Regions from separate parts of the Mus musculus genome. Here region 1 is linked to region 2. The links are chromatin loops, found by intact Hi-C in ENCODE. Cell type or tissue: heart. All regions are shown on one strand. Links, peaks and the distances in the headings refer to the core of each region. The heading gives the core; the rest is flanking DNA.

Evidence for each region. Peaks named below come from ENCODE experiments on the same cell type or tissue, not always from the same donor. Only the 100,000 strongest peaks of a DNase experiment are listed, where the experiment ranks them.
Region 1: a loop joins it to region 2, with 15 times the contacts of the local background. A loop is called at or near these places in 19 of 42 quality-filtered maps.

Annotation. Positions count from the first base shown.
Region 1 is chrX:155,051,659-155,067,433 of GRCm38, forward strand. Magea5 (melanoma antigen, family A, 5) reads right to left here and starts at 9,895. Exons shown (of 3, transcript NM_020018.1): 1 at 9,821-9,895; 2 at 3,737-3,825; 3 at 1,403-2,801. The coding sequence starts at 2,736. The coding sequence ends at 1,774. In heart, for the core only: no CTCF peak of the experiment used is centred there; no DNase peak of the experiment used is centred there.
Region 2 is chrX:154,982,530-154,998,304 of GRCm38, forward strand. It overlaps Magea8 (melanoma antigen, family A, 8), which reads right to left and starts at 13,321. Exons shown (of 4, transcript NM_020020.4): 1 at 13,267-13,321; 2 at 11,655-11,754; 3 at 5,583-5,671; 4 at 3,246-4,647. The coding sequence starts at 4,582. The coding sequence ends at 3,620. In heart, for the core only: no CTCF peak of the experiment used is centred there; no DNase peak of the experiment used is centred there.

The DNA of each region.
Region 1 (15,775 bases), core at 3,733-11,732, 70 kb after region 2:
ACCAGTCAGAATGGCTAAGATCAAAAATTCAGGTGACAGCAGATGCTGGTGAGGATGTGGAGAAAGAGGAACACTCCTCCATTGTTGGTGGGATTGCAAGCTTGTCCAACCACTGTGGAAATCAGTCTGGCAGTTCCTCAGAAAATTGGACATAGTACTACCAGAGGATCCTGCAATACCTCTCCTGGGCATATATCCAGAAGATGTCCCAACCGGTAAGAAGGACACATGCTCCACTATGTTCATAACAGCCTTATTTATAATAGCCAGAAGCTGGAAAGAACCCAGATGCCCCTCAATAGAGGAATGGATACAGAAAATGTGGTATATTTACACAATGGAGTACTACTCAGCTATTAAAAAGAATGAATTTATGAAATTGCTAGGCAAATGGATGGACCTGGAGGGCATCATCCTAAGCGAGGTAACACATTCACAAAGGAACTCACACAATATGTACTCACTAATAAGTGGATATTAGCCCAAAACTTAGGATACTCAAGCTATGAAACAATTTGCTAAATGCATGAAATTCAAGAAGAATGAAGACCAAAGTGGGGACATTGTGCCACTTCCTAGAATTGGGAACAAAACACCCATGAAAGGAGTTACAGAGACAAATTTGGAGCTGTGACGAAAGAATGGACCATTGAGAGACTGCCATATCCAGGGATCCACACAATAATCAGCTTCCAAACGCTGACACCATTGCATACACTAGCAAGATTTTGCTGAAAGGACCCAGATGTAGCTGTCTCTTGTGAGACTAGGCCTAGGCCTAGCAAACACAGAAGTGGATGCTCACAATCAGCTAATGGATGGATCACAGGGCCCCCAATGGAGAAGCTAGAGAAAGTAACCAAGGAGCTAAAGGGATCTGCAACCCTATAGGTGGAACAACATTGTGAACTAACCAGTACCCCGGAGCTCTTGACTATAGCTGCATATGTATCAAAAGATGGCCTAGTCGGCCATCACTGGAAAGAGAGGCCCATTGGACACACAAAATTTATATGCCCCAGTACAGGGGAACGCCAGGGCCAAAAAATGGGAATGTGTGGTTAGGGAAGTTGGGGGGGGAGGGTATGGGGGACTTTTGGGAGAACATTGGAAATGTAATTGAGGAAAATACGTAATAGAAAATATTAAAAAAAAAACTCTAAATTTTTGGAAGGTATGAGGATCATGCTCTCATCCTATATAGATAATTTATTGACTCTGGCTTCAGCTCTACCCTCTTATCTATAGGAAAATATAGACCTAGAGTCTGCCAATGACCCACTGTTAACAGAGGACTTTAGTATGAATGGGGAACCAGTGCAGATTTTAGTGTTACAAATGAGATTTACTGTTTTCAGTTTTAATTTTAATTTGTTAAACACAAAAAGAAACTAAACAGTTTGAGATGGTGAAAAATCTTTTATTTTTGTTTTTTTAAAACATTCACATTTTTTCCATTCCCCAGAAAATTACAATTTCAGTGTCGCTAGTATCTTGAGACATTTTACAAATTAATAGAGAAGTCATTCCCATTTATTTAAAAAAAAAATGGCATTCAGCTAACCTAGAAAAACAACACTGCATGCACTTAAAACTAAAACTATTGGACCTTATACTACGATTATTAACATTTTGAGCTACAGAGAATCCTTAAGTCACCCAAACAAAGCGAAAATTGAATGTGTTATGCTCTCCTCCACCCAGCTGTCCAATGAGGGTACAGCAATGGAATCAGTGACTATGACCTGGAGTTAGAAGGGAAATGCCACTACACTAGAATGTGAGCAGGTCAGAGGAGTTGGAGCATCTGTTCAAGATCCAGGCCTTGGTCCTGTCTATCTCATCTTGCAAAGCCTCTGCATACTTTTCAGGGTAGGCTCTGGGATGAGTCTTATTAATGCTGGCAAAAAACTGTAAGACTTTCATTTTGCTGGTTTCTGCAAAAGCCCTTGGGCCCCACAGGAACCCATAGCTAGGAGGATCACTATTGGGCACCTGCCTGTATTCCAGGTACCCTTCCTGCACAAACTCCTCAGAGATGAGCTTCCTGGGGTCTTTATGTATGTAAGGATTCCTCCCACCATACAACCCTATGTTATTCAGCATTTCCCAGATAATCTCCTCACTGACATAGTTTCCCTTCATGAAAATGACACTCAGTACAGCTATGAGGATACCTGTCTTGGGCATACCCTGAACATCAGTCATCATCCCATCATAGGTGATCCCCAGGGCAGTGACAAGGATATAGGAATGGACAGAGGGGTCTATTTCTACCATGTCAAGGCCAAAGACCATCTTCAAGCACTCAGAGGCCTCACTAAAGATCAGAGGGTAGTACTCCTCATACTCTCTACCAATACTTTCCAACATTTCTGCTTTGGTAGTGAATGCCTTCATTTGGTATTTTAAAACCAGAAAGTCCACCAAGTCATACACCTTTGTGTTCTGTGCATTGTGCAACAAATAAAGTGGGTCTTCCAGGCCCTCTGATCCTTTGATGGAAGCTTCCTCAGATGGGCTATCAGGGATGGAGGCCAGTGCCACACAGGGAGAGTAGGCTCTCTGAGGACTCTGGGGAGGACTTGGTATTCCACTCCCATACACTTTATTTGAGGTGGTGGTATCTTCCTCCTCCTCGGATGTCTCCATGGTCTCCTGGTCATTGTCTAATTCCTGTTGGGCCTGAGCACTCTCTTGGAGGTTGCAGTATTGGGTGTTATGGAAATCAGCCATTGTGACTGTCCTAGGTAACAGTAGGCAGGATAGTGTTCCAATCACAGCAGGGAGGACACACAGGCCTGATGAAGAAAGAAAAGAGGGTGAGTGGATTCTTAAGGCAGACCATGTCCCACAACATTCAAAATGCCATGATACTTGAGAGCTCCAGGGGAGTGTTTTAGGGTCACAGGACTCTAAGCAATCCTGGAATCTGAACGCCTGAAACAGGAAGTTACCCTGCCATTTGGAGTGCAGCCAGGTCACAGAACAGATAATCACAGGGTACCATGGGAATATTTGACACTAGGTATTGTGGAGAGTCAGTATTCTCAGTTGTTGGCTCCACTGATATGAAATAGCAGTATAGGCATCCCTGTAAGTTCTGAGACTACACAGTTTTGACCTTGTAAAAAGGTGAGGGCTCTAATGCAGAGGATGATTTTCATGTGTTCCACTTTGCAATCATTATAAGAGATGCTGCCACCATCCCATAGCTGCAAACAGCTAGTTGCTAACTTAGTCCCTAGTCTTAAAACAAAGGGAGAGATGACCTGGCTTGGGGGGCCTGGGGTAACACTACCTAAAGTGAATGGTGTCTTCACTGATCATTTTGGGACCTTGTGTTTTTCTGTCAATGACTGGACACTGCCCTTTTGCTGGCCTGTAGCAAACTCTTACATGTCCAACTTTCTAGAAATTAATAAAGGGTATTAAGATCGTTTCATACCTGGCTATACCTGTTCAAACTAAATTACAAGAAATGAGACAATTTAATGGTTTTCATGTATCCTGAATTGTCAGACCTGCCAAACACTCTCCTTGATAAAAGACAAGTACTGTACTGCTTCAACTGATGATCTGAGGCTAGTTTCTTTTAGTCAGGAGCCTATGTCTGTTATAAAGAGGAAAGAGGTGAGGGAAGTTATCTATGGCCTTTGATTTCTACACAGCTTACAGCAGGCCAGGTGTGGGACATTTCCCATTTGTTTAAATGTAGGACATCTTCAGTCCTCACCTTCAGTCCTGACACTCCTGAGATCTTCCCTCTGATGACTCTAGTCAAACTCTGCTTTACCAGGGTTTCAGCTCTTTGATACCAGGGACCTGAAAAAAAGATAGGATGGATAGCAAGACCTCCCCACCCAGCACTGTGAAGATCAGGGAAGTGCAAGTGTTTGTTGGGCCCATAACAGAGTTTTCCTTAACTCATACATTCGAGGATACTACCTGAACTCTCATGACCCTGGGACCCTTGTTTTTAAATATGGCTACCCACTCTGGTCTCATGACATCTGAGAAAGTGCCAAATCCATGTCCATCTGGATGTGTTAATGTGGATTGTTCACATGTCCTGCACTCATCTGGTCTAATATGGGATTTCCTAAGACCAACTGGGATTTATTTATCTGACTTTTTCCTTATACCTTCCTTTATGTGCAGATGACAAAAAGACCTCGTCTCTCCAAAGACTGCTGCCTTCCTGTCCAAGGTACAACTAAGCTTGCCACTTAATGCCTCTGAGTGTTAGACTCAGAATATGACCAGGCAGCACAGTCCCTTCTTTTTCAGCCTTAGACACATACAGTCCCCAGAAGTACATGTATGAGACACACATAATCCTGGGACTCTGCTCTCTGTCCACCTAAGTGGCTCCCTCTGCCAACTTGACATCACACCGAGAATCAATGACTTCGCCTCCTATATAAATCTCAGAAAAAAATCTTTAATCATAACAGACAAGCAGTCACAACACCCACATACCTAGGAATCTCAAGAAAGTTTTTATTTATGGATTATTTGAAGTGAACTGTATACAGTGAACCCTAGATTTTTGCCTTGACTAGGGATGTATCCTAGACTTCATTAACATGGACATCAGAAGAAAAAAAAAAGAAAACTTCTGAACTTATACCTACTGAGGTCACAGTAGGCCAATCTGTTTTCTACCCTGGACGCCTGTATTGCAATTCCAATTATTGTGATGCAGCTGAATTATCTAATGGGGATTCTCTTCCCTTTACCTACAGTGTGTTACCCTGGAAGTTCATGGATCCTGGACCCTATCTACTTCAATTGCTCCAAAAATGTATATAAGACAGAGTCCCACTGAAGGACAGATCCTTACCCCTATGGATGCACCCCATCCTGTTAGGTGTAGATTGGACAATGGAGAAGCACTGATTTGAGACTCCTCAGACTAAGCATAAACTCTCACCTTGGTTCCAAGGGTCTGTGTGGAGTGTTCAGAGTGCCAAATGGTATTTTAAGAATATTTTCTTAAAATTTGGATCATTTCATACATTGCCTTTTAATTATATTCAAAATCCCTCCTGTTAGGTTCTGGGCCTTCTTCTGATCCACAACTGGGCATGGCTGCTTACAGAGGTGAATTGTGGGGAGTTTTATTGTGCTTATCCCATGGTTCCAGCAGGGCAAATGCTGGGTAATACTGAAGCATTGAGCACTGTTCTTTAGGTGAGAAAGAAAAAGTCTGAGATGTGGGAAAGCCATAGGGGTTCCAGGCCTGTGAAGAGGTCAGGGCTTTGGGGTTCTCAGTCTCTTGGACATCCAGGCAACCTTGGCCATTGCAGAAGAGCAGGGAATGGAGTCAGAGTACTGCAAACTAGGGCTGCATCTTGCCCAGGGCTGGGGGAAATGGGGAGTAGTGGCTTGAACAAGCAAGGATGATAGGTATTGCCTAGATTGTACTTGGCTTGGTGGCGATTGTGGCTTAAAGAACAGGGAAACATTCAAAGGGAGATTAGGATGTGACTCTGTAGCCTAAGGCCCCACAGCATATCATGGTGAAAAGAAACAGTCTGTGGTTGCAAACTGCTTATTGTCATGTAGGAAAATGTATGCTCAAAACAATACTACACATCTCATGGTGTTCCTGAAAATAAACATCTGTTCAGGGTGGAATGTCTGTGAAGGGAAGCTTATTTTCTGAGTCTTCCAGGACTCTAATTACCTCATTAGCATAGAGAACTCTGTTTTAAGCCTATGTGGCCACGGGTCATGTCTCCATGATGTGAGAAGCAGGGCACAATTTCCATTTCAGGAGTAAGGTAGGGAGCTAGGAGTCACCTAAGTGTCAGGTGTGCCCACTGAGTCTCTGGGTCCTGAAATACTCTACCTTACCAACATTCCAGGCATGGTTTTATGTCCCAAATTCTCCCAAGTCCTCCAAGTTCCACCCACTTCTATTCTTACCAATACTTGCAATCTCGTGTTTTTTAACCCATGGAGTCAAATTGATAATGCCTGAATGCACTTGGACCTGTGGCCATCCAGTGAAGCATGATAAACTAACCAGACACTGCCCATGTAAGGAAAGCAAACTCTCTCCTATGGGGCTATAAATTATATAGAGCTCCACAGCTAAGGGTGGGACTTACATACCCCACTTTATGCTGAAGATGTTGTCTAACTTGGAGCCCAGTACTCTTGATTGTTCCTACTTAATGAACTTGGGGCTAAATAAGTAGAACTGGTTCAATTTGGGGTGACTAAATCTGGAACAGGTCTTCAGAACTCAAACCATAGCTGTCACCTTGGCATCATGCATGGCTCAGCTCCTCCTCTGTCTCCAGATAACCACCAGAATTCTTTTTACTTAATGTACATGGATGTGTGACTGAATGTTTATTTAAGCACAACACATATATTACTGGTGCACATACAAGTCAGTAAATAAGGCCAGATGCCCTGGAACTGGAGTTATGAAGCAACATTTGTGGCAGGGAATTGAACCTACAGGAACAACAAGTACTGATAACCACTGAACTATCTCTCTATCTCAATACACTACATTAAAATAGGAAAAAAAAACAAAAATGGCTAATTCCTACAACATGTCTCCCCATATGTTGCAGATGGATCCCATAAATGTGAAGATGAATTCATCTACAATTCACCCTTCTCACACAGATTACAAGCAAGACCTACCAGGACACATGAACTCGCACTTTCCTGTTTTTGTTAAAGCTACAGGACTCTTTCCATATTATTTGTGGAAAGCTTATCCAGAAAGGATGCTCTTTAGGCCATCCTGAACACCATAAGCTCTGACAGTAAGGCAACCTTCATGCTACAGAAAAAAAATATTCTCTGTCATGCAAGTCCTTACATATAGATGGAATGGTGGGGAATGTGAACAGGACCACACATAAGAGTTCCTGCTGGGCTTCAGGTTAGTAAAACATTGTTAAATGGAGGATGTCCTATGCTCTAGAGCATCTGCAGTCCACCAGCAGATTACACTTGAGTCAGAAATGGACCAAGTCCTTCCTCAAACAAGAGGCTCTAAAAATGGCATCTATATTGGGAGAAATCCTGGGAACCAGACTGGGGAAGAATGCAATAACTACAAGGGCCCACTCTTTGGTGTCTCCTAGACAGCAGAGCTGAAGCTGCTTTAACTGGAGACCCCCTATTATGAAAGGGGCTTTACAGTCTACTATATAATTGTCTGGACTCTGAAAGCTTGTATCACCCCTCCAGAATTTGAAAACATTGTTATAGCACCCACTGAGCACCTGGATGTGAATGTGGCAGTATAGGGAGGGACTCTTCCCCCTAAATGAGGACTCAAGTGTTCTCTAACTGCGAGGAATGGCAGGAAATTGGAGTCCTCCAAGTTACCTCTTGCAGATGGAGAAACTCACTCCTGCAAACCAACCTGGTTTTGCTGAAAGACTCACAAAAGGATACAATGTAATCTGGCACTTTCACTCCTGGATGAGGATTCTGCAATCAACTGACAGATCACTGCTTGACTGACAAGCATACTCCTCTCTGCAATCTTCTTAAAATGCCCCAAGACAATGATTCCCAGGGGAGGGAAGGAGAGAGGCTCATTCCTACAAATGGGCCCACTGAATTACCATCTGCATACCCTGTTGATCACTATATATTAACTTTCCTAATGCTGGGACTTTTAACACAATTCCTCCTCTGCTGGTGAACTCAAACCAAAAATTGTCTTGGCGGCTACTCCATAACTATCATTTTGCAACTATATGAATCACAGTGAATATATGTGATACGAAGGGCATCTGAATGTAACCCCAAAAAGGTTTTGACCCAATATTTGAGAACACAGGTTCTAGCCTGCCAGGGGCCTTAGTAACCCAGTTATAGACAGGATACACAGCCTGCATGTGAAGTTACCAAGTGGGCTGATGTAACTATTAAAAATTGCTCCTCTGTGTCTTTGACAGTGACCACAGGATGATTCCTGCATCTGAGGCCATGTTTAGTGCAAAGTTATAATGTTATGTGACCCTTTCTCTGCATTGGAGCTCTTATAGTCTCCTCTCAGATCTAGCTTCCACCCTGAAAGTGATGTAAGCCTCTTTCTAAGAAGTTCATGAAAATGCTCCTGTTCATGGTGCACAAAGGGGGAACCACCAAGGACCTCATGCCAACAAGCATGTTATACTCAATGCAATGCCAACTGAAGGGTGAAATCTGCATTACAATTTGTCCTTAAATCCAGATGGAGACCTTTTAACTGCCCTAAGTTATCACCTAGACTCAGAAAGCATGGTATGGCTTTCTTGCTACAAGGATTCTCACAAGATAGTACTAAGTCTTGGAACTCTCTATATAAAGATCTGGAAGCTTGGATACAGGCTCAATCCCCAAAAATCTCCTCCCACTTGGTGCAAGCCTCTGAAAATGTTTCAAGGTAACAGTCGGAGAAGAACCATCTAGAATCCAGCTTCCCAAAACCCACACTCATCTCCCATCTTTATATTAAAATGACTGACAAAACCTGATTTCTGAAATGGTGCCTATGGCCAGAGTCCCCAGAGAGCAAGCGGGAAGGGGTTTTTTTCAATAGATGGCCCCTGTTTGATACAGTTCACATTTGCCATCCTAAAGATGGTTGGGTCATTTCTTGTCAAGCAGAGTTTTCCCAGTATTTCCTGGGAGCTCATTTCACCCAGGGTATTATTCAACCTCCTTCTTTCACAGAACATCATAAAATAGTGACTGTAGTTAGTCCTCAGATATTATGGAGCAAAGGGCTCAATCCTACAGGTGAGCTCTACTTGGAGCTATGCTAACAATAGGGGGTGTCTCTATTCCAAAAAAAAAAAATCATGGGAAGAAAGTAATATTTTCTCAGGGGAACCATATGTGTGAAAAGTTTTGGATTCAGCTTGAAATACTTACCTCATGAAACACAGCTAGGTAATCTCCCTTCCTGGGGTGTCACAAAATGGTACCAAATCCACAAATGTACAAGAGACAAAAGGCTTGCAAGGGGCTCTATATCACAAGTCATCGCAAAGCTTTCATTTAACTCAGGGACACCACAAAACAGTCCTGAAACCTACTTGTAACCAGATATAGATGGCTGTTGGTGGGGCAACTCTTTGCACCAAATCAGTCCTAAGGCATCTATTAAACTCAAAGAACCTCAAAAAAGAGTCCTCAGCCTGCCTAGTTCTCAGATATGGCAACTGGGGACCAGGCTCTTTTCAGTAAGTGTGCTCTCTTATGCTTCAGGACCACTAAAGAAAATATATCTACCAAATTATCTGTGCTTGTGGATCCTAGTAACAGTTTCAACAATCGATTTCTCCATTTTTATACACAGTGAAAATATCACATGGTCCAGCATTTCTAGGAACCCGGCAAATGGAGCCTGAGAACAGAGTCCTCTGAGAGAGACTAGAAGGATCCTTTTTTTTTATTATGTCTTTTCCTCAATTACATTTCCAATGCTATCCCAAAAGTCCTCCATACCCTCCCGCCCACTTCCCTACCCGCCCAACTAGAAGGATCTTATTCCCACACAGCTTCCCATTTGGTGTAGGTAAGCTCATTAAAGCTATAGTGTATGGTGCTCTCCTGACCCTACCAGAGATTCCATAGCACACCTTTAGAGACTCTTAGACATAGCCAGTTATTCCACAGCTACACCTCACAGAATGTTTGAAAACCATGTAATAATTTAATCTCCAAAATCATGGAATAAGGTACTCATTGCTACAAGGTACCCCAGTGGGAGCAAGGGAGATCAAAGGGACAAGACTCTATTATTTGAAGAGCCATGAAGGTTTCAAAGTGAGCCATACATTCTTACCTCAAATGGCAAGGCAAGGCGAACTCCTTTCCAAGACTCTCTCAAATGGTGCTGAGTCCACAATGTCCCTGGATCTGAGTGGAAGGTTCAGCCCTCTATATCTGGAGTAAGCACAGAGATTTTGGTTAACTTAAGGAAATTCCCAAAAAGGTCCAGAGACCTCAATATCAATAGCTATAGATTTCTGGAGAGGGTCTAATTCCACCAAGTCAGCTCTGAAGCACCCTTTAATATCAAGGAACCACAAAAAGTGCCCCCAGACTTCCAGGGCCTCTGATATGGAAACTGGGGCCCAGGAACTTTCTTTTAAGTAACCCTCTTATGCTTCAGCAAGCCAAAAGGAAACAAATCTAACTTAATTGTCTGGGCCTGGGGATCTTGGATCCACCACAAACAACCAACTCCCCTGCCTTTATCCAGATGAAAAATCTCATACATCCCACATTTCTGGGAACCTCTGACATGGTCCTAAAGGACATTATCCATAGACAGGGAAGAACGGGGGCTCATTCCTAAAATTCCTACCCTAGTTCGGTGCAGGAAAATTATAAAAACTACAGTATGTGGGACTCTCTCGCCCAAGCAGCTCTTCCACAGTATACCCTCACATACTGGGCTAACTCCTCCAAATATTGTATCTGCTTTCTCTCCTGGAACATTTGAAACGGCAACTTTAGAAACACTTTAGAATCTAGGAGTAAGAGCTCATTCCCACAAGGTTACCCCACTGGGAGCTAGCAAGGCCAAAAGAGATGAAGCTGCATTATTTGGGGGATCATCTATCCTGAAAGGGTTCAGAGTGAGCCCGAAATTCTCACCTAAACTGGCACTGCAGAGAGATCTCCCATCTCGGCTTCTCCCAAAATGGTGCCTAGTTCAAGTCCACAAAGTCTCCAGATACGATTGGCTGGCAAGGTGCTCTCTGTATCACAAGTCAGCACAGAGGTTTCCTTAAATTTCTACCTCACAAAAGGTTCCTGAGTCCCCCATAACACCACATATAGATGGTTGTGAGAGGTCTCATTCCACCTTGTCAGTCCTAAGGACTCTACTGAACTCAGAGAACCTCAAAAACAGTCCTCAGCCTCCAAAGTCCTCAGATATGGAAACTGCCGATCATGCTCTTTTCCAGTAAGTGGGCTTGCTTATGCTTCAGGATTGAAATGGTTACAAACCTAGCATAAATGTCTGGGCCGGTGGATCCTGGATCCAGCTCAAACAACCCACTCCTCAACTTTCAATTAGAATAAAAATATCACACGCTCTTGCATTTCTAGAAACCGCAGAATTGGTCCATAGGGATAGAGTCCCCAGATAAAGTGGGGGTAGGGACACATTCTCACTTTTTATGAGGGTATATCATTAATACCACATTATCAGGGTCACTCTGACACAACAAATGCTTCCACAGTCCACCCTTAGCCTCTCATTTTAAACGGCCAATTGTTCCATATCTTTTCCTCATGAATGCTTGAAGACCGCACCTTTAGACAGTCCCTAACTTCGAGGGCTAAGGAGCTACTTCCAACAAGGTTAGTGGACTGGGAGCTAGGCAGGCTAAATGGTGACCTTCCAGTCCTTAAAGGTTTCATAGTGAGCCCGAAATTCTTACCTCAACTGGCACGGCGGGGAGACCTCCCTTCCAGGACGCTCCAGAACAAAATGGCGCAGAGTCCAAAGGAAGCCGGATATGAGTGGCTTCCGAAGTGCTCTGTACAACAGGTCAGCACAGAGGTTCCGTTAAACTCAGGACGCTCACAAAACGTTCCGGAGTCCTCCATGTCCCCAGATGTATGATAGGGAGGGAATCATATACCCAAGTTCTCACTGAGGCATCCCTTCAAGTCAGGGAACCGCAAAAAAAAGGCCCCTCGCTCCCCTGTCCGCCAATATCGACACTAGAACCCAAGAACTTTCCAGTAATAAAATCACCGTTTCTTTCAGGATCCCAAAATGATACAAAACTCGCTTAATTATCTGAGCCTCTAGGATCCTGGGTTTAGCTTAAAATACCCACTCCTCAACTTTCAACCAGAATAAAAATCCCACATGCTCCTGCATTTCTGCAAACCTGGGAAATGTTTCCTTAGGACCAAGTCTTAGATGAAGAGGGGTAGGAGCTGATTCCCAGGAGGGTGCTCCTCTTTGATGCAGGTTACATCATTTAAACTATAGTATTTTTGGTTCTCAGACCTAACCAAGGCTTCCCCAGTCCACTCTTACCAGCCTTTTGACACAGCCAAGTACTCCATTGCCTTTCCTCAAGCAAAGGTCTAAATGATAGCAAAATTAGATAGTCTCCAGAATGAAGAAGCAGGGAACTTTCCCACAAGGGTGACCGACAGAGAGCTAGGCAGGCCAAAGGATGAAGCTGTATTATACGGGGGATCATCTGTCCTAAAACATTTCAGAGTGAGCCCCAAATTCTCTCCTCAACTGGCAGGACAAGGCAACATCCATTCTAGGAGTCACATGACATGGTGTCCAGTACACAAAGACCCCAGATACCAAAGTCTGGACAGGTGCTGGACATCACAATTCAGAGCACAGGTTGCTCAAATCTCAAGAACCTCATAAAACGTACCTTAGGCCACCATGTCATGAGGCATAAATGACTGGGCAGGGACTCATATACCCAGTTTAACACTGAGGGTTTTGCTAAACACAAGGAAATTCTTTAGCCAAACCTAAGTCTCCCATCTCCTTCCATATGAAAAATGGAGCGCAGGCCTATTACACTGAGTAGACTTGCATTTGCCTCAGGACAACAAAAGGATATATGTCTAGCTTATATGTCTGAGCCTGTGGATCCTGTTATCCCTTCCCAAAACACACACCCTGCATTGCATGCACACTAAAATGATCATATGAGTCTGCATTTCCCAGAAACCAAGAAGTTGTGCTAAAGACATAGTCCCCTGAGAAGGAACAATGGTGGCTCATTGCCATAATACTTGTCCTTACCCTGTCCTGTGATGTCTATGGTCCCTCATTGCATATGAGAGCATCCAAACTCTGTTCCAAGTTCCTCCATCACCATGCAAACTGTGCAGCTTTTACCCTGTTCTGAACTGATGAAGAATATGAGGAGGTTCTTTTGTATTAGGGCGATAGAATTGAAGGAGTAAAGACTCACAGGCCAATTCATAGAAGCAGACGGTTTTGGTCCAGTGATTCTCACAAGAGTATAGCTATAGTGTTTGGGGACCCTCTGTGGAACTTCACATTTGAACTTTTAGGTCTTACTTTCAGTATCTCTGGAAATCCTAGAAATTGTTCCATGAGTGCAGTCTAGGGACAGGTCTTGGGTAAGAGCAAATTCCAATAACTACACCAGGTTTTCTGATTTACTGACCTCAGGAGAGCCACTGTACCTTTTGGGATTCTTCCCTCTGGATCAGAGCAACTTTGACTATGAAAATAGGCTTTGGGAATATTATAAAGAATTTTAGACTTCCCCAATAACTTGTGTATGTATGAGAATGTGTAAATGATGCTCATTTATGTTATTTGAACCCAGCACTTTGGAGCAGAATTAAATTATTTAAGATAGTTCTTTCTAGTGTGCCATTTCAGTACACCTTTAGTTTTCCACTGAAATCCAAATAGGAATCCATCTAATACACACACACACACACACACAGAGAGAGAGAGAGAGAGAGAGAGAGATAGAAACATACATACATACATACATACATACATACATACATACATACACACACACACATACATCTTGAAATGAGCTGATGTTCTAGTTGAGAAATTATTATAAATGAGTGTGGAAAGTCAAGGAATCCTGGGTGAAAGTATAGACTGGATTAAATTCTGAGTGAATGTGTTTAGTTTGAAGGGGTCAGAATCATACCAAGGACACTAGTTCCATATATACAGAGAAGCATGAGAAGAGAAAAAGATATCCTCTGGGTCAAATGGAAATCTGGTCAGGAATCTGAAAACACACAGCCAAAGCTTCTTCTTCAGAGATGGCTGCAATCTGAGATTGATCCCCAAAGAACTTCCAAAGAATAATGGAAACATATGTGAAATATGTTTCTCATTCATCAGAATGCACATGTTCAATGTATCCAGGAATTGCTGTACCTGTGTCTCTGTGTCTGATTTTTGTTTTGTTTTGTTTATTTCTTGTTTTCTTTTTAATCCCCATGATACTCATATTCCCAGGAATAAGCTCTGTTACCTGCATAAGATATAAAATAATAATGTAAAAATGAATGTATGATCAATATCTTAAAAGAGCATGCTCACAAATTAAATCCAGAAAAACAAACTAAACTAAAATTTCTACCTGTCTAAAAAATATATTGATTTTTTTAAAAACATTTTTTATTGCGTATTTTCCTCAATTACATTTCCAATGCTATCCCAAAAGTCCCCCATACCCTCCCCGCCCCACTCATCTAACCACCCATTCCCACTTTTTGGCCCTGGTGTTCCCCTGTACTGGGGCATATAAAGTTTGCGTATCCAATGGGCATCTCTTTCCACTGATGGCCGACTAGGCCATCTTTTGATAGATATGCAGCTAGAGTCAAGAGCTCTGGGGTACTGGTTAGTTCATAATGTTGTTGCACCTACAGGGTTGCAGATCTCTTTAGCTCCTTGGATACTTTCTCTAGCTCCTCCATTGGGGGCCCTGTGATCTATCCAATAGCTCACTGTGAGCATCCACTTATGTGTTTGCTAGGCCCCCGGCATAGTCTCACAAGAGACAGCTATATCAGGGTCCTTTCAGCAAACGCTGAAAGGGATGGGTTATGGGATGGATCCCTGGCTATGGCAGTCTCTAGATGGTCCATCCTTTTGTCTCAGCTCCAAACTTTGTCTCTGTAACTCCTTCCATGGGTGATTGTTTCCAATTCTAAGAAGGGGCAAAGTGTCCACACTTTGGTCTTCGTTCTTCTTCAGTTTCATGTGTTTTGCAAATTTTATCTTATATCTTGGTTATACTAAGTTTCTGGGCTAATATCCACTTATCACTGAGTACATATCATTTGATTGTGTTACCTCACTCAGGATGATGCCCTCCAGGTCCAAACATTTGCCTAGGAATTTCATAAATTCATTCCTTTTAATAGCTGAGTAGTAGTACTCCATTGTGTAAATGTACCAAATTTTCTGTATCCATTCCTCTGTTGAGGGGCATCTGATTTCTTTCCAGCTTCTGGCTATTATAAATAAGTCTGCTATGAGCATAGTGGAACATGTTTCCTTCTTACCGGTTGGGACATCTTCCTGATATATGCCCAGGAGAGGTATTGCAGGATCCTCCAGTAGTATTCTGTCCAATTTTCTGAGGAACTGCCAGACTGATTTCCAGAGTGGTTGGACAAGCTTGCAATCCCACCAACAATGGAGGAGTGTTCCTCTTTCTCCACATCCTCACCCCTAGGATGCCTCTAGGAGGCCCCTAGGAAAGGCTGCCTGCATGTGTCTTTTTGTTGTTAAACTGCTGCAGTGACCACATACAACTTTCCTTGGCATTATGCAGCACTGGAAATGTATATTAGGTAAAAGCTTCATCTGACTTGTACTAGTCCAGAGCTCCTCATCACTTGTGAGTTGAGATTGTGACTGGCATGCCTGAGCTCATTTTCTCCTTTGTTCCTCTCAATATTCCCCAGGAGCTCGGGCTTGTCCCTCAGGAAGCTGGAGTTCTCATAGATTTAAAACAAATGTACTAGGTTAACCAGGTACAAATGCAGCAAAACTTACTCACATTTTCCTTGTCTATAGGAAGATGGAGAAAAATGGCTCACCTTTCTGTCTAGAGGTGATATGTGTTGCAGCACGACATTTATAAAAAGCAATGACTTATAGATAAAGTTGTCTGAATATCTATGTGACATTAACTGGCTTCCAAGAACCTGCCTGCATGCCTGCGTGTCTCCCTGCCTGACTGCCTTCTTGCCTGACTGTCTGACTACTTGTGTGCCT
Region 2 (15,775 bases), core at 3,288-11,287:
TAGACGTAGAAGGAACTCTGCCCAACTCATTCTATGAAGCCACAGTTACTCTGATACCTAAACCACAGAAAGATCCAACAAAGATAGAGAACTTCAGACCAATTTCCCTTATGAATATAGATGCAAAAATCCTCAATAAAACTCTTGCTAACCAAATCCAAGAAAACATTAAAGCAATCATCAATCCTGACCAAGTAGGTTTCATTCCAGGGATGCAGGGATGGTTTAATATATGGAAATCTATCAATGTAAAACATTACATAAACAAACTCAAAGACAAAAACCACATTACCATCTCGTTAGATTCAGAAAAAGCATTCGACAAGATCCAACACCCATTCATGATAAAAGTCTTGGAAAGATCAGGAATTCAAGACCCATACCTAAGCATGATAAAAGCAATCTACAGCAAACCAGTAGCCAACATCAAAGTAAATTGTGAGGAGCTTGAAGCAATCCCACTAAAATCAGGGAGTAGACACGACTGTCCACTCTCTCCATACCAATTCAACATTGTACTTGAAGTTCTAGGCAGAGCAATTCAACAACAAAAGGAGATCAAGGCGATACAATTTGGAAAAGATGAAGTCAAAATATTACTTTTTACAGATGATATGATAGTATATATAAGTGACCCTAAAAATTCCACCTGAGAACTCCTAAACCTGATAAACAGCTTCAGTGAAGTAGCTGGATATAAAATTAACTCAAACAAGTCAATGGCCTTTCTCTACACCAAGAATAAACAGGCTGAGAAAGAAATTAGGGAAATAACAACCTTCTCAATAGTCACAAATAATATAAAATATTTTGGCGTGACTCTAAGGAAGTGAAATATCTGTATGATAAAAACTTCAAGTCTCTGAAGAAAGAAATTAAAGAAGATCTCAGAAGATGGAAAGATCTCCCATGCTCATGGATTGGCAGGATCAACATTGTAAAAATGGCTATCATGCCAAATGCAATCTACAGATTCAATGCAATCCCCATTAAAATTCCAACTCAATTCTTCAATGAATTAGAAAGAGCAATCTGCAAATTCATCTGGAATACCAAAAAACCTAGGATAGCAAAATCTCTTATCAAGGATAAAAGAACCTCTGGTGGAATCACCATGCCTGACCTAAATCTGTACTACAGAGCAATTGTGATAATAACTGCATGGTACTGGTAGAGTGACAGACAAGTAGACCAATGGAATAGAATTGAAGACCCAGAAATGAACCCACACACCTATGGTCACTTGGTCTTCAACAAGGGAGCTAAAACCATCCAGTGGAAGAAAGATAGCATTTTCAACAAATGGTGCTGGCACAACAGGTTGTTATCATGTAGAAGAATGCAAATGGATCCATTCCTATCTCCTTGTATTAAGGTCAAATCTAATTGGATCAAGGAACTTCACATAAAACCAGAGACACTGAAACTTATAAAGGAGAAAGTGGGGGAAAGCCTTGAAGATATGAGCACAGGGGAAAAATTCCTGAATAGAACAGCAATGGCTTGTGCAGTAAGATCGAGAATTGACAAATGGGACCTCATGAAACTGCAAAGCTTCTGCAAGGCAAAAGACACCGTCAATAAGAAAAAAGACCACCAACAGATTGGGAAAGGATCTTCACCTGTCCTAAATTAGTTAGGGGACTAATATCCAATTAATATAAAGAACTCAAGAAGGTGGACTCCAGAAAATCAAATAACCCCATTAAAAATGGGGCTCAGAAATGAACAAAGAATTCTCACCTGAGGAATACCGAAAAGCAGAGAAGCAAGCTGAAAAGATGATCAACATTCTTAATCATCAGGGAAATGCAAATCAAAACAAACCTGAGATTCCATCTCACACCAGTCAGAATGACTAAGATCAAAAATTCAGGTGACAGCAGATGCTGGTGAGGATGTGGAGAAAGAGGAACACTTCTCCATTGCTGATGGAATTGCAAGCTTGTACAACCACTCTGGAAATCAGTCTGGCAGTTCCTCAGAAAATTGGACATAGTGCTACCGGAGGATCCAGCAATACCTCTCCTGGGCATATATCCAGAAGATGTCCCAACAAGTAAGAAGGACACATGCTCGACTATGTTCATAACAGCCTTATTTATAATAGCCAGAAGCTGGAAAAAACTCAGATGCCCCTCAACAGAGGAATGGATACAGAATATGTGGTACATTTACACAATGGAGTACTACTCAGCTATTAAAAAGAATGAATTTATGAAATTGCTAGGCAAATGGATGGACCTGTTGGGCATCATCCTCAGTGAGGTAACACAATCACAAAGGAACTCACACAATATGTACTCACTGATAAGTGGATATTAGCCCAAAACTTAAGATACCCAAGTTTTGATACAATTTGCTAAAGGCATGAAACTCAAGAAGAATGAAGACCAAAGTGGGGACACTGTGCCACTTCCTAGAATTGTGAACAAAACACCCATGGAAGGAGTTACAGAGACAAAGTTTGGAGCTGTGACCAAAGGATGGACCATCTTGGGACTGCCATACCCGGGGTTCCATCCCATAATCAGCCTCCAAACGCTGACACCATTGCATACACTAGCAAGATTTTGCTGAAAGGACCCAGATATAGCTGTCTCTTGTGAGACTATGCCCCGGCCTAGCAAACACAGAAGTGGATGCTCACAGTGAGCTATTGGATGGATCACAGGGCTCCCAATGGAAGAGCTAGAGAAAGTACCCAAGGAGCTAAAGGGATCTGCAACCCTATAGGTGGAACAGCATTATGAAATAACCAGTACCCCGGAGCTCTTGACTATAGCTGCATATGTATCAAAAGATGGCCTAGTCGGCCATCACTGGAAAGAGAGGCCCATTGGACACACAAACTTTATATGCCCCAGTACAGGGGAATGCCAGGGCCAAAAAATGGGAATGGGTGGGTAGGGAAATATGGGGGAGGGTATGGGGGACTTTTGGGAGAGTATTGGAAATGTAATTGAGGAAAATACGTAATAGAAAATATTTAAAAAAACTCTAAATTTTTGGAAGATCTCAGGATCATGCTCTCATCCTATATAGATAATTTATTGACTCTGGCTTCAACTCTACCCTCTTATCTATAGGAAAATATAGACCTAGCTTCTGCCAATGACCCACTGCTAACAGAGGACTTTAGTATGAAAGGGGAACCAGTGCAGAGTTTAGTGTTACAAATGAGATTTACTGTTTTCAGGTTTAATTTTAATTTGTTAAACACAACAAGAAACTAAAGAGTTTGAGATGATGAAAATTCTTTTATTCTTGTTTTTTTTTAAACATTCACATTTTTTCCATTGCCCAGAAAGTTACAGTTTCAGTGTCTCTAGTATCTTGAGACATTTTACAAAATAATAGAGAAGTCATTCCCATTTATTTTCAAAAAAAATGACATTCAGCTAACCTGGAAAAACAACACTGCATGCACTTAAAACTAAAACTATTGGACCTTATACTACTATTATTAACATTTTGAGCTACAGAGAATCCTCAAGTCACCCAAACAGAGTGAAAATTGAATGTGTTATGCTCTCTTCCACCCAGCTATCCAATGAGGGTACAGCAATGGAATCAGTGACTCTGTCTGACCTGGGGTTAGAAGGGAAATGCCAGTACACTAGAATGTAAGCAGGTCAGAGAAGTTGGAGCATCTGTTCAAGATCCACGCCTTGGTCCTGTCTATCTCATCTTGCAATGCCTCTGCATACTTTTCAGGGTAGGCTCTGGGATGAGTCTTATTAATGCTGGCAAAAAACTGTAAGACTTTCATTTTGCTGGTTTCTGCAAAAGCCCTTGGGCCCCACAGGAACCCATAGCTAGGAGGATCACTATTGGGCACCTGCCTGTATTCCAGGTACCCTTCCTGCACAAACTCCTCAGAGATGAGCTTCCTGGGGTCTTTATGTATGTAAGGATTCCTCCCACCACACAATCCTATGTTATTCAGCATTTCCCAGATAATCTCCTCACTGACATAGTTTCCCTTCATGAAAATGACACTCAGTACAGCTATGAGGATACCTGTCTTGGGCATACCCTGGACATCAGTCATCATGCCATCATAGGTGATCCCCAGGGCAGTGACAAGCATATAGGAGTGGACAAAGGGGTCCACTTCTACCATGTCAAGGCCAAAGACCATCTTCAAGCACTCAGAGGCCTCACTAAAGATCAGAGGGTAGTACTCCTCATACTCTCTACCAATACTTTCCAACATTTCTGCTTTGGTAGGAAATGCCTTCATTTCATAGTTTAAAACCAGAAAGTCCACCAAGTCATACACCTTTGTGTTCTGTGCATTGTGCAACAAATAAAGTGGGTCTTCCAGGCCCTCTGATCCTTTGATGGAAGCTTCCTCAGATGGGCTATCAGGGATGGAGGCCAGTGCCACACAGGGAGAGTAGGCTCTCTGAGGACTCTGGGGAGGACTTGGTATTCCACTACCATACACTTTATTTGAGGTGGTGGTAACTTCCTCCTCCTGTGATGTCACCATGGTCTCCTGGTCATTGTCTAATTCCTGTTGGGCCTGAGCACTCTCTTGGAGGTTGCAGTATTGGATGTTATGGGAGTCAGCCATTGTGACTGTCCTAGGTAACAGTAGGCAGGATAGTGTTCCAATCACAGCAGGGAGGACACACAGGACTGATGGAGAAAGAAAAGAGGGTGAGTGGATTCTTAAGGCAGACCATGTCCCACAGCATTCAAAATGTCATGATACTTGAGAGCTCTGGGGGAGTGTTTTAAGGTCACAGGACACTAAGCAATCCTGGAATCTGAAAGCCTGAAACAGGAAGTTATCCTGCCATTTGGAGGGCAGCCAGAACACAGAACAGATAATCACAGGGTACCATGGGAATATTTGACACCAGGTATTGTGGAGAGTCTGGATTCTCAGTTGTTGGCTCCACTGATATGAAATAGCAGTATAGGCATCCCTGTAAGTTCTTGAGATACACAGTTTTGACCTTGTAAAAAGGTGAGGGCTCTAATGCAGAGGATGATTTTCATGTGTTCCACGTTACAATCATTATAAGAGATGCTGCCACCATCCCATAGCTGCAAAGAGCTAGTTGCTAACTTAATCCCTAGTCTTAAAACAAGGGGAGAGATGACCTGCTTTGGGGGACATGTGGTAACACTACTTAAAGTGAATGGTGTCTTCACTTAACATTTTGGGCCCTTGTGTTTTTCTGTCATTGACTTTACACTGCCCTTTTGCTGGCCTGTAGCAAACTCTTACATGTCCACCTCTCTAGAAATTAATAAAGGGTATTAAGATCATTTCATACCTGACTATACCTGTTCAAACTAAATTACAAGAAATGAGACAATTTAATGCTTTTCATGTGTCCTGAATTGTCAGACATGCAGAACAATCTCCTTCATCAAAGACAAGTACTGTACTGCTTCACCTGATGATCTGAGGCTAGTTTCTTTTAGTCACGAGCCTATTTCTGTTATAAAGTGGAAAGAGGTGAGGGAAGTTATCTATGGACCTTGGTTTCTTCACAGCCTACAGCAGGCCATGTGTGGGACATTTCCCATTTTTTGAAATGCAGGACATCTTCAGTCCTCACCTTCAGTCCTGACACTCCTGAGATCTTCCCTCTGATGACTCTAGTTAAACTCTGCTTTACCAGGATTTCAGCTCCTTGATACCAGGGACCTGTAAACAAGATAGGATGGTTAGCAAGACCTCCCCACCCAGCACTGAGTGGATCAGGGAAGTGACAAGTGTTTGTTGGGCCCATAACAGAGTTTTCCTTAACTCATACATTCGAGGATACTACCTGAAATCTCATGACCCTGGGACCCTTGTTTTTAAATATAGCTACCCACTCTATACTCATGACATCTGAGAAAGTGCCAAATCCATGTCCATCTGGATGTGTTAATGTGGATTGTTCACATGACCTGCACTCATCTAGCCTGATATGGGATTTCCTAAGACCAACTGGGATTTATTCATCTGACTTTTTCCTTATACCTTCCTTTATGTGCAGATGTCAAAAAGATCTCGTCTCTCCAAAGACTGCTGCCTTCCTGTCCAAGGTACAACTAAGCTTGCCACTTAACGCCTCTGAGTGTTAGACTCAGAATATGACCAGGCAGCACAGTCCCTTCTTTTTCAGCCTTAGACACATACAGTCCACAGAAGTACATGTATGAGACACACATAATCCTGGGACTCTGCTCTCTGTCCTCCTAAGTGGTTCCCTCTGCCACCTTGACATCACACCAAGAATCAATGACTTCGCCTCCTATATAAATCTCAGAAAAAAATCGTTACTCATAACAGACAAGCAGTCACAGCACCCACATACCTAGGAATCTCAAGAAAGTTTTTATTCATGGATTATTTGAAGTGAGCTGCACACAGTGAACCCTAGATTTTTGCCTTAACTAGGGATGTATCCTAGACTTCATTAACATAGACATCAGAAGAAAAACAAAAAAACTTCTGAAATTATACCTACTGAGGTCACAGTAGGCCAATCTGTTGTCTACCCTGGACGCCTGTCTTGCAATTCCAATTATTGTGATGCAGCTGAATTATCTAATGGGGATTCTCTTCCCTTTACCTACAGTGTGTTACCCTGGAAGTTCATGGATCCTGGACCCTATCTACTTCAATTGCTCCAAAAATGTATATAAGACAGAGTCCCCCTGAAGGACAGATCCTTACCCCTATGGATGCACCCCACCCTGTCACGTGCAGAATGGACAATGAAGAAGCACTGTTTTGAGACTCCTCAGACTAAGCATAAACTCTCACCTTGATTCCAAGGGTCTGTGTGGAGTGTTCAGAGTGCCAAATGATATTTTAAGAATATTTTCTTAAAATTCGGATCATTTCATACATTGCCTTTTAATTATATTCAACATCCCTCCTGTTAGGTTCTGAGCCTCCTTCTGATCCACAACTGGGCATGGCTGCTTACAGAGGGGAAATGTGGGGAGTTTTATTGTGCTTATCCCATGGTTCCAGCAGGGCAAATGCTGGGTAATACTGAAGCATTGAGCACTGTTCTTTAGGTGAGAAAGAAAAAGTCTGAGATGTGGGAAAGCCACAGGGGTTCCAGGCCTGTGAAGAGGTCAGGGCTTTGGGGTTCTCAGTCTCTTGGACATCCAGGCAACCTTGGCCATTGCAGAAGAGCAGGGAATGGAGTCAGAGTACTGCAAACTAGGGCTGCATCTTGCCCAGGGCTGGGGGAAATGGGGAGTAGTGGCTTGAACAAGCAAGGATGATAGGTCTTGCCTAGACTGTACTTGGCTTGGTGGCGATTGTGGCTTAAAGAACAGGGAAACATTCAAAGGGAGATTAGGATGTGACTCTGTAGCCTAAGGCCCCACAGCATATCATGGTGAAAAGAAACAGTCTGTAGTTGCAAACTGCTTATTGTCATGTAGGAAAATGTATGCTCAAAACAATACTACACATCTCATGGTGTTCCTGAAAATAAACATCTGTTCAGGGTGGAATGTCTGTGAAGGGAAGCTTATTGTCTGAGTCTTCCAGGACTCTAATTACCTCATTAGCATAGAGAACTCTGTTTTAAGCCTATGTGGCCACAGGTCATGTCTCCATGATGTGAGAAGCAGGGCACAATTTCCATTTCAGGAGTAAGGTAGGGAGCTAGGAGTCACCTAAGTGTCAGGTGTGCCCACTGAGTCTCTGGGTCCTGAAATGCTCTACCTTACCAACATTCCAGGCATGGTTTTATGTCCCAAATTCTCCCAAGTCCTCCAAGTTCCACCCACTTCTATTCTTACCAATACTTGCACTCTCATGTTTTTTAACCCATGGAGTCAAATTGATAATGCCTGAATGCACTTGGACCTGTGGCCATCCAGTGAAGCATGATAAACTAACCAGACACTGCCCATGTAAGGAAAGCAAACTCTCTCCTATGGGGCTATAAATTATATAGAGCTCCACAGCTAGGGGTGGGACTTACATACCCCAATTTATGCTGAAGATGTTGTCTAACTTGGAGCCCAGTACTCTTGATTGTTCCTACTTAATGAACTTGGGGCTAAATAGGTAGAACTGGTTCAATTTGGGGTGACTAAATCTGGAACAGGTCTTCAGAAGTCAAACCATAGCTGTCACCTTGGCATCATGCATGGCTCACCTCCTCCTCTGTCTCCAGATGACCACCAGAATTCTTTTTACTTAATGTACATGAATGTGTGACGGAATGTTTACTTAAGCACAACACATATATTACTGGTGCACACACAAGTCAGTAAATAAGGCCAGATGCCCTGGAACTGGAGTTATGAAGCAACATTTGTGGCAGGGAATTGAACCTACAGGAACAACAAGTACTGATAACCACTGAACTATCTCTCTATCTCAATACACTACATTAAAATAGGAAAAAAAATGTCTAATTCCTACAACATGTCTCCCCACATGTTGCAGATGGATCCCATAAATGTGAAGATGAATTCATCTACAATTCACCCTTACTTCTCACACAGATTACAAGCAAGACGTACCAGGACACATGAACTCCCACTTTCCTATTTTTGTTAAAGCTACAGGACTCTTTCCATATTATTTGTGGAAAGCTTATCCAGAAAGGATGCTCTTTAGGCCATCCTGAACACCATAAACTCTGACAGTAAGGCAACATTCATGCTACAGAAAGAAAATATTCTCTGTCATGCAAGTCCTTACATATAGATGGAATGGTGGGGAATGTGAACAGGACCACACATAAGAGTTCCTGCTGGGAATCAGGTTAGTGAAACAAGATTAAATGGAGGATGTCCTATACTCTAGAGCATCTGTAGTCCACCAGCAGATTACACTTGAGTCAGAAATGGACCAAGTACTTCCTCAACCAGGAAGCTCTAAAAATGGCATCTATATTTTGAGAAATCCTGGGAACCAGACTGGGGAAGAATGCAATAACTACAAGGGCCCACTCTTTGGTGTCTCCTAGACAGCAGAGCTGAAGCTGCTTTAATTGGAGACCCCCTCTTATGATAGGGGCTTTATAGTCTACTATATAATCATCTGGACTCTGAAAGCTTGTATCACCCTTCCAGAATTTGAAAACATTGTTATAGCACCCACTGAGCACCTGGATGTGAATGTGGCAGTATAGGGAGGGACTTTTCCCCCTGATTGAAGACTCAAGTGTTCTCTAACTACAAGGAATGGCAGGAAATTGTTTGGAGTCCTCCAAGTTACCTCTTGCAGATAGAGAACCTCACTCCTGCAAACCAACCTGGTTTTGCTGAAAGACTCTCAAAAGGATACAATGTAATCTGGCACTTTCTCTCCTGGATGAGGCTTCTGCAATCAACTGACAGATCACTGCTTGACTGACAAGCATACTCCTCTTTGCAATCTTCTTAAAATGCTCCAAGACAATGATTCCCAGGGGAGGGAAGGAGAGAGGCTCATTCCTACAAATGGGCCCACTGAATACCCTGTTGATCACTATTTATTAACTTTCCTAAAGCTGGGACTTTTAACACAATTCCTCATCTGGTGGTGAACCCAAGCCAAAACTTGCCTTGGAGGCTATTCCATAACTATAATTTTGCAACTATATGAATCATAATGAATATATGTGATAGGTAGGGCATATGATATGTAACCCCAAATTGGTTATGACACAAAAGTTCAGAACACAGGTTCTAGCCTGCCAGGGGCCTTAGTAATTCACCTATAGGCAGGATATACAGCCTGCATGTGAAGTTACCAAGTGGGCTGATGTAACTATTAAAAATTGCTCCTCTGTGTCTTTGACAGTGACCACAGGATGATTCCTGCATCTGAGGCCATGTTTAGTGCAAAGTTATAATGTTATGTGACCCTTTCTCTGCATTGGAGCTCTTATAGTCTCCTCTCAGGTCTAGCTTCCACTCTGAACGTGATGTAAGCCTCTTTCTAAGAAGTTCATGAAAATGCTCCTGTTCATGGTGCACAAAGGGGGAACCAGCAAGAACCTCATGCCAACAAGCATGTTATACTCAATGCAATGCCAACTGAAGGGTGAAATCTGCATTACAATTTGTCCTTGAATCCTGATGGAGACCTTTTAACTGCCCTAAGCTATCACCTAGACTCCGAAAGCATGGTATGGCTTTCTTGCTCCAAGGATTCTCACAAGATGGTGCTAAGTCTTGGAACTCTCTATATAAAGATCTGGAAGCTTGGATACAGGCTCAATCCCCACAAATCTCCTCCCACTTGGTGCAAGCCTCTGAAAATGATACAAGGAAACAGTTGGAGAAGAACCATCTAGAATCCAGCTTCCCAAAACCCACACTCATCTCCCATCTTTATATTAAAATGACTGACAAACCCTGATTTCTGAAATGGTGCCTATGGCCAGAGTCCCCAGAGAGCAATCGGGAAGGGTTTTTTTTCAATAGATGGCCCCTGTTTGATACAGTTCACATTTGCCATCCTAAAGATGGTTGGGTCATTTCTTGTCAAGCAGAGTTTTCCCAGTATTTCCTGGGAGCTCATTTCACCCAGGGTATTATTCAACCTCCTTCTTTCAAAGAACATCATAAAATAGTGACTGTAGTTAGTCCTCAGATGTTATGGAGCAAAGGGCTCAATCCTACAGGTGAGCTCTACTTGGAGCTATGCTAACAATAGGGGGTTTCTCTATTCCAAAAAAAAAAAAAAATCCTGGGAAGAAAGTAATATTTTCTCAGGGGAACCATATGTGTGAAAAGTTTTGGATTCAGCTTGAAATACTTACCTCATGAAACACAGCTAGGTAATCTCCCTTCCTGGGGTGTCACAAAATGGTACCAAATCCACAAATGTACAAGAGACAAAAGGCTTGCAAGGGGCTCTGTATCACAAGTCATCGCAAAGTTTTCATTTAACTCAGGGACACCACAAAACATTCCTGAAACCTACTTGTAACCAGATATAGATGGCTATTTGTGGGTAGACTCTTTGCACCAAATCAGTCCTAAGGCATCTATTAAACTCAAAGAACCTCAAAAAAGAGTCCTCAGCCTGCCTAGTTCTCAGATATGACAACTGGAGACCAGGCTCTTTTCAGTAAGTGTGCTCTCTTATGCTTCAGGACCACTAAAGAAAATATATCTACCAAATTATCTGTGCTTGTGGATCCTAGTAACAGTTTCAACAATCGATTTCTCCATTTTTATACACAGTGAAAATATCACATGGTCCAGCATTACTAAGAACCCGGCAAATGGAGCCTGAGAACAGAGTCCTCTGAGAGATACTAGAAGGATCTTTTTTTTTTATTACGTATTTTCCGCAATTACATTTCCAATGCTATCCCAAAAGTCCTCCATACCCTCCCGCCCACTTTCCTACCCGCCCAACTAGAAGGATCTTATTCCCACACAGCTTCCCATTTGGTGTAGGTAAGCTCATTAAAGCTATAGTGTATGGTGCTCTCCTGACACTACCAGAGATTCCATAGCACACCTTTAGAGACTCTTAGACATAGCCAGGTATTCCACTACACCTCACAGAATTTTGAAAACCACGTAATAATTTAATCTCCAAAATCATGGAATAAGGTACTCATTGCTACAAGGTAACCCAGTGGGAGCAAGGGAGATCAAAGGGACAAGACTCTATTATATGAAGAGCCACCAAGGTTTCAAAGTGAGCCATAAATTCTTACCTCAAATGGCAAGGCAAGGCGAACTCCTTTCCAAGACTCTCTCAAATGGTGCTGAGTCCACAATGTCCCTGGATCTGAGTGGAAGGTTCAGCCTCTATATCTGGAGTAAGCAAGAGATTTTGGTAAACTTAAGGAAATTCCCAAAAAGGTCCAGAGACCTCAATGTCACTAGCTATAGATTTCTGGAGAGGGTCTAATTCCACCAAGTCAGCTCTGAAGCACCCTTTAATATCAAGGAACCACAAAAAGTGCCCCCAGACTTCCAGGGCCTCTGATATGGAAACTGGGGCCCAGGAACTTTCTTTTAAGTAACCCCCTTATGCTTCAGCGAGCCAAAAGGAAACAAATCTAACTTAATTGTCTGGGCCTGGGGATCTTGGATCCACCACAAACAACCAACTCCCCTGCCTTTATCCAGATGAAAAATCTCATACATCCCACATTTCTGGGAACCTCTGACATGGTCCTAAAGGACATTATCCATAGACAGGGAAGAACGGGGGCTCATTCCTAAAATTCCTACCCTAGTTCGGTGCAGGAAAATTATAAAAACTACAGTATGTGGGACTCTCTCGCCCAAGCAGCTCGTCCACAGTACACCCTCACATACTGGGCTAACTCCTCCAAATATTGTATCTGCTTTCTCTCCTGGAACATTTGAAACGGCAACTTTAGAAACACTTTAGAATCTAGGAGTAAGAGCTCATTCCCACAAGGTTACCCCACTGGGAGCTAGCAAGGCCAAAAGAGATGAAGCTGCATTATTTGGGGGATCATCTATCCTGAAAGGGTTCAGAGTGAGCCCGAAATTCTCACCTAAACTGGCACTGCAGAGCGATCTCCCATCTCGGCTTCTCCCAAAATGGCGCCTAGTTCGAGTCCACAAAGTCTCCAGATACGATTGGCTGGCAAGGTGCTCTCTGTATCACAAGTCAGCACAGAGGTTTCCTTAAATTTAAGGTACCTCACAATAGGTTCCTGAGTCCCCCATATCACCACATATAGATGGCTGTGAGAGGTCTCATTCCACCTTGTCAGTCCTAAGGCCTCTACTGAACTCAGAGAACCTCAAAAACGGACCTCAGCCTCCCTAGTCCTCAGATATGGAAACTGCAGATCAGGCTCTTTCCAGTAAGTGGGCTCGCTTATGCTTCAGGATTGAAATGGGTACAAGCCTAGCATAAATATCTGGACCGGTGGATCCTGGATCCAGCTCAAACAAACCACTCCTCAAATTTCAGTTAAAATAAAAATATCACATGCTCTTGCATTTCTAGAAACCGCAGAATTGGTCCATAGGGATAGAGTCCCTAGATAAAGTGGGGGTAGGGACACATTCTCACTTTTTATGAGGGTATATCATTAATACCAAATTATCAGGGTCACTCTGACACAAAAAATGCTTCCACAGTCCATCCTTAGCCTCTCATTTTAAACGGACAATTGTTCCATATCTTTTCCTCAGGAATGCTTGAAGACCGCACCTTTAGACAGTCCCTACCTTCGAGGGCTAAGGAGCTACTTCCAACAAGGTTAGTGGACTGGGAGCTAGGCAGGCTAAATGGTGACCTTCCAGTCCTTAAAGGTTTCATAGTGAGCCCGAAATTCTTACCTCAACTGGCACAGCGGGGAGACCTCCCTTCCAGGACGCTCCAGAACAAAATGGCGCAGAGTCCAAAGGAAGCCGGATATGAGTGGCTTCCGAAGTGCTCTGTACCACAGGTCAGCACAGAGGTTCCGTTAAACTCAGGACGCTCACAAAAGGTTCCGGAGACCTCCATGTCCCCAGATATAAGATAGGGAGGGAATCATATACACAAGTTCTCACTGAGGCATCCTTTCAAGTCAGAGAACCGCAAAAAACAGTCCCCTCGCTCCCCTGTCTGGCAATATCAACACTAGAACCCAAGCACTTTCCAGTAATGTGATCACCATTTCATTCAGGATCCCAAAATGATACAAAACTCGCTTAATTGTCTGAGCCTCTAGGATCCTGGATTCAGCTTAAAATACCCACTTCTCAACTTTCAACCAGTATAAAAATCCCACATGCTCCTGCATTTCTGCAAACCTGGGATATGTTTCCTTAGGACCGGGTCTTAGATGAAGAGGGGTAGGAGCTGATTCCCAGGAGGGTGCTCCTCTTTGATGCAGGATACATCATTTAAAGTATAGTGTTTTTGGTTCTCAGACCTAACCAAGGCTTCCCCAGTCCACTCTTACCAGCCTTTTGACACAGCCAACTACTCCATTGCCATTCCTCAAGCAAAGGTCTAAATGATAGCTAAATTAGATAGTCTCCAGAATGAAGAAGCAGGGAACTTTCCCACAAGGGTGACCGACAGAGAGCTAGGCAGGCCAAAGGATGAAGCTGTATTATACGGGGGATCATCTGTCCTAAAACATTTCAGAGTGAGCCCCAATTTCTCTCCTCAACTGGCAGGACAAGGCAACATCCATTCTAGGAGTCACATGACATGGTGTCCAGTACACAAAGACCCCAGATACCAAAGTCTGGAGAGGTGCTGGACATCACAATTCAGAGCACAGGTTGCTCAAATCTCAGGAACCTCACAAAACGTACCTTAGGCCACCATGTCATGAGGCATAAATGACTGGGCAGGGACTCATATACCCAGTTTAACACTGAGGGTTTTGCTAAACACAAGGAAATTCATTTGCCAAACCTAAGTCTCCCTTCTCCTTCCATATGAAAAATGGAGCGCAGGCCTATTACACTGAGTAGACTTGCATTTGCCTCAGGACAACAAAAGGATATATGTCTAACTTATATGTCTGAGCCTGTGGATCCTGTTATCCCTTCCCAAAACACACACCCTGCATTGCATGCACACTAAAATGATCATATGAGTCTGCATTTCCCAGAAACCAAGAAGTTGTGCTAAAGACATAGTCCCCTGAGAAGGAACAATGGTGGCTCATTGCCATAATACTTGTCCTTACCCTGTCCTGTGATGTCTATGGTCCCTCATTGCATATGAGAGCATCCAAACTCTGTTCCAAGTTCCTCCATCACCATGCAAACTGTGCAGCTTTTACCCTGTTCTGAACTGATGAAGAATATGAGGAGGTTCTTTTGTATTAGGGCGATAGAATTGAAGGAGTAAAGACTCACAGGCCAATTCATAGAAGCAGACGGTTTTGGTCCAGTGATTCTCACAAGACTATAGCTATAGTGTTTGGGGACCCTCTGTGGAACTTCACATTTGAACTTTTAGGTCTTACTTTCAGTATCTCTGGAAATCCTAGAAATTGTTCCATGAGTGCAGTCTAGGGAGGGGTCTTGTGTAAGAGCAAATTCCAATAACTACACCAGGTTTTCTGATTTACTGACCTCAGAAGAGCCACTGTACCTTTTGGGATTCTTCCCTCTGGATCAGAGCAACTTTGACTATGAAAATAGGCTTTGGGAATATTATAAAGAATTTTAGACTTCCCCAATAACTTGTGTATGTATGAGAATGTGTAAATGATGCTCATTTATGTTATTTGAACCCAGCATTTTGGAGCAGAATTAAATTATTTAAGATAGTTCTTTCTAGTGTGCCATTTCAGTACACCTTTAGTTTTCCACTGAAATCCAAATAGGAATCCATCTAATACACACACACACACACACACACACACACACACACACACACACACAGAGAGAGAGAGAGAGAGAGAGAGAGAGAGAGAGAGAGAGAGAGAGAGAGAGAAACATACATACATACATACATACATACATACATACATACATACACACACATACATCTTGAAATGAGCTGATGTTCTAGTTGAGAAATTATTATAAATGAGTGTGGAAAGTCAAGGAATCCTGGGTGAAAGTATAGACTGGATTAAATTCTGAGTGAATGTGTTTAGTTTGAAGGGGTCAGAATCATACCAAGGACACTAGTTCCATATATACAGAGAAGCATGAGAAGAGAAAAAGATATCCTCTGGGTCAAATGGAAATCTGGTCAGGAATCTGAAAACACACAGCCAAAGCTTTTTCTTCAGAGATGGCTGCAATCTGAGATTGATCCCCAAAGAACTTCCAAAGAATAATGGAAACATATGTGAAATATGTTTCTCATTCATCAGAATGCACATGTTCA